2 separate regions of the Homo sapiens genome follow, and region 1 is linked to region 2. A link is a contact called in ENCODE Hi-C or POLR2A ChIA-PET data. All regions are on one chromosome and are shown on one strand. Each heading gives the region's core, a stretch centred on a gene start or an enhancer-like site at or near the end of the contact. The rest is flanking DNA. Distances are from core to core; before and after follow the strand shown.

Region 1 (2,700 bases), core at 189-2,688, 310 kb after region 2:
GCCTCCCGAATGCTGGGATTACAGGCATGAGCCACACTGCACCTGGCCGATGATAAACCTTTGAAAGCTAAAAAGCAAAGAGATGATTGCAGACTAACTCAGAAGAACTGAGAAAGCTGAATTATGTGGCAACAGTAGAGAAAAATTGAAAACAGAAATGATTATATTGTAGAATCACAAACAGACCCAGATCTTCTACCTGCTCTCATGCTGCTGGATGACTGTTTCTCCCTAGTTTCAGCAGAAGTTGGAGTCTGTGGACTGGGAAACATCAAGTACAGCTGAGAGCTTTGATACCAAACAAAAATGGAGGTTTACACAATCACATGCTTGCTGATTGCTAAGCCCCTGCCTCCTGCCTCACAGCCTTCATCAATCATTTAGTGCCCAAACCATGTCAGCCAGATCTTTACCCTCTAGGAAGGGGATTGTCACACCTTTCTCTCAGGAATCAAAGCAGCCCAAGAGGAAAGAAGAGAAACTGATAAGATTACCCAACAAATAAATGGCCCTACAGTAAACTCAGAAATACAAGAGCTCTCCATATACTGCAAACTTCCAATCAGCTGTAGTCCTTCATTCCTCATCGTAAGAAACCAAAAATTACCAGAACTCTAAAGTAAGCCTCTATCATGCAAGACAAAAAGCACACAAGCAGGGAAAGCACCTTGGAGAAACAGAATACTATGTGGATGAAAGAAAACTAACTCATGTTCAGTCAAAGCTTCTCATAAAAGACCAGGTGCCGGTTGGGCGCGGTGGCTCCCTCACTCACTTTGGGAGGCCGAGGGAGGTGTATCACAAGGTCAAGAGATCGAGACCATCCTGGCTAACATGGTAAAACCCCATCTCTACTGAAAATACAAAAATTAGCTGGGCATGGTGGCGGTCGCCTGTAGTCCCAGCTACTCAGGAGGCTGAGGCAGGAGAATCACTTGAACTCAGGGGGTGCAGGTTACAGTGAGCCGAGAGCGCCACTGCATTCCAGCCTGGGTGACAGAGCGAGACTCCATCTCAAAAAAATAAATAAATAAAAGACCAGGCCCGGTGGCTTACACCTGTAATCCTAGCACTTTAGGAGGCTGAGGCGGGCGGATCACTTGAGGTCAGGAGTTTGAGATCAGCCTGGCCAACATGGTGAAACCCCGTCGGAGTGAGACTCTGTCTCAAAAAAAAAGAAAGTTTCTCATAAAAGAGCAGCAAAGAAATCTGTTATGGTTAAAACATAGAACAAACAAATAACAAATAACAATAACTAAGGAAGCTTAGTTTATTAGAAATGTGCCAGGCAAGGGAGATAGTGAGCAAATGGAGTCAGTCAAATGGACGCCGAGTAGCTTTAACATTTGAGTTTTATACAGTTTCACTGAGGAGGCGTTAGCCAAAGGATGCTTTTAGGGCGGGGATAACAAGAGTTGGGGGAGGGGCAGGAAGGAAGGGTAGAGTTAGGGCAGGAAAGAATTGGTCAAAAGTTGCAAAGTTGAGTCACTGACTGTGTCGATAGGCTAGGCAAGGCTGTCTGTGAAAAAGTCTGTGGTTTTGTTTCCTGAACACCTGGGTCCAAGCTGAGCTGTTGCTGACATAGTTTATCTGTCTTGCAAATTGTGGTCTCTGTACTGTTTTTCAAGTTGTGGTTTCTGTAGTTTTCCATTTCTCAGTCTTGAGAAAGATAAGATAAGAAAAGATACTGCATTCTGAAAACAAGAACAAGATGTTATTTTGTAAAAAGAGGAACATTCAGAGAACAAGAAGAAATTTTAGACGTTAAAGACATGATAAGAAATGAACATTTTAATGAAGAATTGAAAGATAAAATTGAGGAAATTACACAGAAAGCGTGGCAAAAAGACAAGGAGATAGGAAATGAGAGAAAAAAGGTAAGAAAATTTATGAAATCTATGAAGTTCAGCAGCCAAATAATAGAATTTCCAGGAAGAGTAAAACAGAGGGGAAGAAATCAACAATGAAATAGTTCAGGCTGGGCGTGGTGGCTCACACCTGAAATCCTAGCACTTTGGGAGGCTGAGGCGGGCGGATTGCCTGAGCTCAGGAGTTCAAGACCAGCCTGGGCAACACAGTGAAACCATGTCTCTACTAAAATACAAAAAATTAGCTGGGTGTGGTGGCATGCACCTGTAGTCGCAGCTACTTGGGAGGCTGAGGCAGAAGAATCGCTTGAACCCAGGAGGCGGAGGTTGCAGTGAGCTGAGACTGGGCCGCTGCACTCCAGCCTGGGCAACAGGGCGAGACTCCATCTCCAAAAAAAAAAAAAAAAGAAATAGTTGAAGAAACACACTCAGAATAGAAGAACCAAATTGAAAGTGTCCATCATAATAGATGAAAATTGTCCTGCACTAAAGCATATGATTGTGAAATGTAAAATATCTAGGACAAACAGGAGATTCTCAGGCTTCCAGAAGGGGTAGAAGGGTGGCACAAAAGGGTGGTGGGGGAGTCGGAATTGGATTGGGTTTCTCAGCAGCAACACAGGAATAAGAAAAGAAACAAACTAAAAGAGGAAGGTGTGGCTTTCTTTTCCTCCGGGACACAGAAGGTCGTCCTTCCTACCTACTGGCTGCCCTCGGGGGCAACCCCTTGCCCAGCACCAAGGACGTCAAGAAGATCCTGTACAATATAAGCAATAAGGCCAATGGCAACCAGTGCAGCAAGATCATCAGTGAGCTGAATGGAAAAAACATT
Region 2 (2,700 bases), core at 150-2,649:
CATTTAACAACAACAACAAATCAAGATTCAGATCCCGCGGAGGCAAGCAGAAAGGAACAGGCGTGAAAAATGAAATCAGTTGTTTCTCCCCGGCCTCCTCTCGACACTGCGCACTCCGCTGCCCTGCCCCCGCCCATCGCCCTTTAGCGGCCCCTTTTAACGGCGTCGTTTGCCCAGCACAGCCCCGCACTGCGCCATCAAATGAGTCAAGCGGAAGGACCGGTACCCCTCCGGGAAAACCAGGCACTAACACACGGTGCACCCAACTGAATTTAAACTCGGGAACAGTGTAGGCAGTGTCAACAAAGCGCGGTGCTGGGTCCCGAGCGTCCAAAGGTCCCTGCCAGCTCCCAGACGCGGCCAAATCCACAGGATTCCAAAAGGTGACTTGGCCGGCACCGCAGAGCGGCAGGCGGCGCAGAGGGCAGAGTCCGACCGGTCCCCGCCCCGCGCTCGCTCCGCACGGCCACCGGCTCCTCCGCGGACGCTACCCCGGCGGGAGCCGAGCTGAGTCCGACTCCCCGTCTCCCGAAGAGGCCCGAAAGCCGCGTCACGTGCGGGGCCGAAACTTCGCGGCCGGGGCCGGGTGGCTGGCGGGTGGGAGGCAGGCACGGCGGTCGGGGGGCAGCCCGCGCGCCCGGTGACTCACCGGCCGCCTCCGAGTGCGGCTGCAAGCGAAGGGGCCGGCGCGCCAGGCGGGGTCCGTGCCCTTGGGGCCACCCCCGCGCCTGTTATTAATAACCCAGCGCCTGGAGGCGAAAGCCCCGGTGGGCGCAGCCGCAAAGCCCGCACGCGGAATAAATAACAATGTCATTAAATCGCGCCCGAGCGCCAGTTCGGCCAGAAAGCGGCGGGAGGGCGCCACCGGGAGCTGACTTTGTCTGGAGCCTGCACCCCGCCTCCCGCGCGTCCCCACAGCGTCCCCCGCGCCCCTGAGGGGGCTCAGCGCCGCCGCAGCCCTGGCCTTACCCGCCAGCTCGTCAGGCTCCAGCCCGCTGTCCGCGTCGATCCCGCACAGCACGAAGTAGTGCGCGAAGCGGCAGGCGGCCGGGGAGGAGCCCGAGCCCGGGCCGGGCGCCGCGCAGCTCCCGCTCATCCCGGCCGCGCTGCTCCAGGGGCCGCCGCCGCCGCCGCCCGGGAAGGCTTTCTGCGGAGGCTGCCACCACCGCTCCGGCTGTGGTCTGTGCGCCCGCCCTAGGGCGACACTGGCGCGCCCATGGCCGCGCAGCCGCCTCTCGCCGCCGCAGCCTGCCTCCTCGCTCGGCGCGGGGGAAGCGGCCGCGGGCTCGCGCGCGGCGGGTCCGGAGCCCGGCCGGGTGGGGGAGGGGCGCGGGGGGAGTGTCGGCCTGAGAGGCCCTCGCAGCCGCAGCTGCGCTCGCGAGCTGAGAGCCGCCGCGTCTGGCGCCCGCGGGTCAGCTGAGCGGCGCTCGGGCTGTGGGAGCGCGGGGCGGGCGGGGGCGCCGGGGCTCGGCGCGTGCGACGGAGAGGGGTGGGGGGCGCGCTCGCGAGGGACGGAGGCGCGCGCTTCTACCGTGCGCGCGCGCCTAGCGGGTTCGGAGGCCAAGCCTGGCGTGGGGCCGCATTCGTGCCCACTGGCCCCGGCTGCGGCATCGAGGGCGACCCTGCACACACCCCTCCTCGCCCTGGCCAGCCGATAAGAGGGCTAGCCTCAGTGTGGGGGTCTGTCTTCTAAAGGGGTTGTCACCCATCCTTATTTCTTTTAATGCAGCTTTGGGGAAGGTGAACAGCCGCTCTGAGATCATTTCGCATAACGGTCTGAACCATCGTCTTTTAAACTGTGACCTGTGTGGGGGTGCCTGTCTCACTTTAAGGTCCTCCCTTCCCCCAGCCGTCACCCCATTTACAGGCCATCCTTAGTGACTTAGTGACAAGTCAACCGTGAGGGGGAAAAAACACAACTCAATACCCACAAAGCGTTGAGACTTCTAGAAGGAGTGCAGTCACCAACCCCCGCCTTCTGTCATTTATCCTGACATTTTCCAGGTCAGTGTAAATAGCCAAGGCGCTCCAGTTCCGCAGCCCTGTACCCATCCGATGTTATCGGCTCTCCCCGCAAGTAACAATCGGAGGCTAAAGCAACAGGAATTAGACCATGAACTCTGCTCCTCCCAAAGGCACGGCTTTCTTGCCCTGCTCAGCTGTCTTTTGCCTTCTCGGAAGGAACTCGACAACCAGTTCTTTTTCCTTTGAAAGAAAACTGGCTGGGCTCAGTGGCTCACACCTGTAATTTACTCAACACTTTGGGAAGCCCAGGTAGGAAGATCACATGAGACCAGGAGTTCAAGACCAGCCTGGGCAATAGAGGGAGACTCTGTCTCCATCTAAGTAAAAAAATAACATTTATTTATTTAAAAAATAATTTTTTAAGAGACAGGGTCTCACTGTATTGACCAGGCTGCTCTCAAACTCCTGGGTTCAAGTGATCCTCCCGCCTTGGCCCCCAAATGTGCTAGGATTACAGGCATAATAAGCCACTGTGCCCGGCCATGTAAGTAAAAATAAAACTTAAAAGATAGAAAACTGAATGCAATTCATCTCCACATGGCAACCCCTTCCACACCACTCCCTGCTTTCTTCTTTGGGGATTTGGGGCATCTACCACTAGACATACAAGCAAACCTTCCAGAGAGGTTGCCTGAGAGAACCTCGATTATTTGACTGAATAATGTTCTTCCTAGA

Evidence for each region. Hi-C counts contacts between places; a loop is a spot of excess contacts on that map. ChIA-PET counts read pairs that join two places held with the same protein, here RNA polymerase II (POLR2A). Pooled maps may share reads with other maps.
Region 1: a pooled map shows a loop between it and region 2 (5-fold over the local background). The contact joins the enhancer-like site here to the promoter of DENND5B in region 2. A Hi-C loop is called at or near these places in 5 of 37 single-sample maps with no recorded cell type and 5 of 50 pooled maps. POLR2A ChIA-PET finds 5 or more read pairs at or near these places in 1 of 52 experiments (activated B cell).

The regions. Positions count from the first base shown.
Region 1 is chr12:31,895,258-31,897,957 of GRCh38, forward strand. It overlaps the pseudogene RPLP2P4. Among named protein-coding and RNA genes, the nearest start is that of LINC02422, 9.4 kb to the left of the region's middle. RefSeq lists a silencer at 725-824. Within about 2 kb of position 1,439, at least 18 of the 41 ENCODE cell types and tissues checked have a DNase peak (open chromatin) inside an H3K27ac peak, as active enhancers do.
Region 2 is chr12:31,589,737-31,592,436 of GRCh38, forward strand. It overlaps DENND5B (DENN domain containing 5B), which reads right to left and starts at 1,400. Exons shown (of 21, transcript NM_144973.4): 1 at 970-1,400. The coding sequence starts at 1,096. DENND5B-AS1 (DENND5B antisense RNA 1) reads left to right here and starts at 187. Exons shown (of 3, transcript NR_046909.1): 1 at 187-383. RefSeq lists silencers at 431-770, 921-1,190, 1,261-1,550 and an enhancer at 1,981-2,210.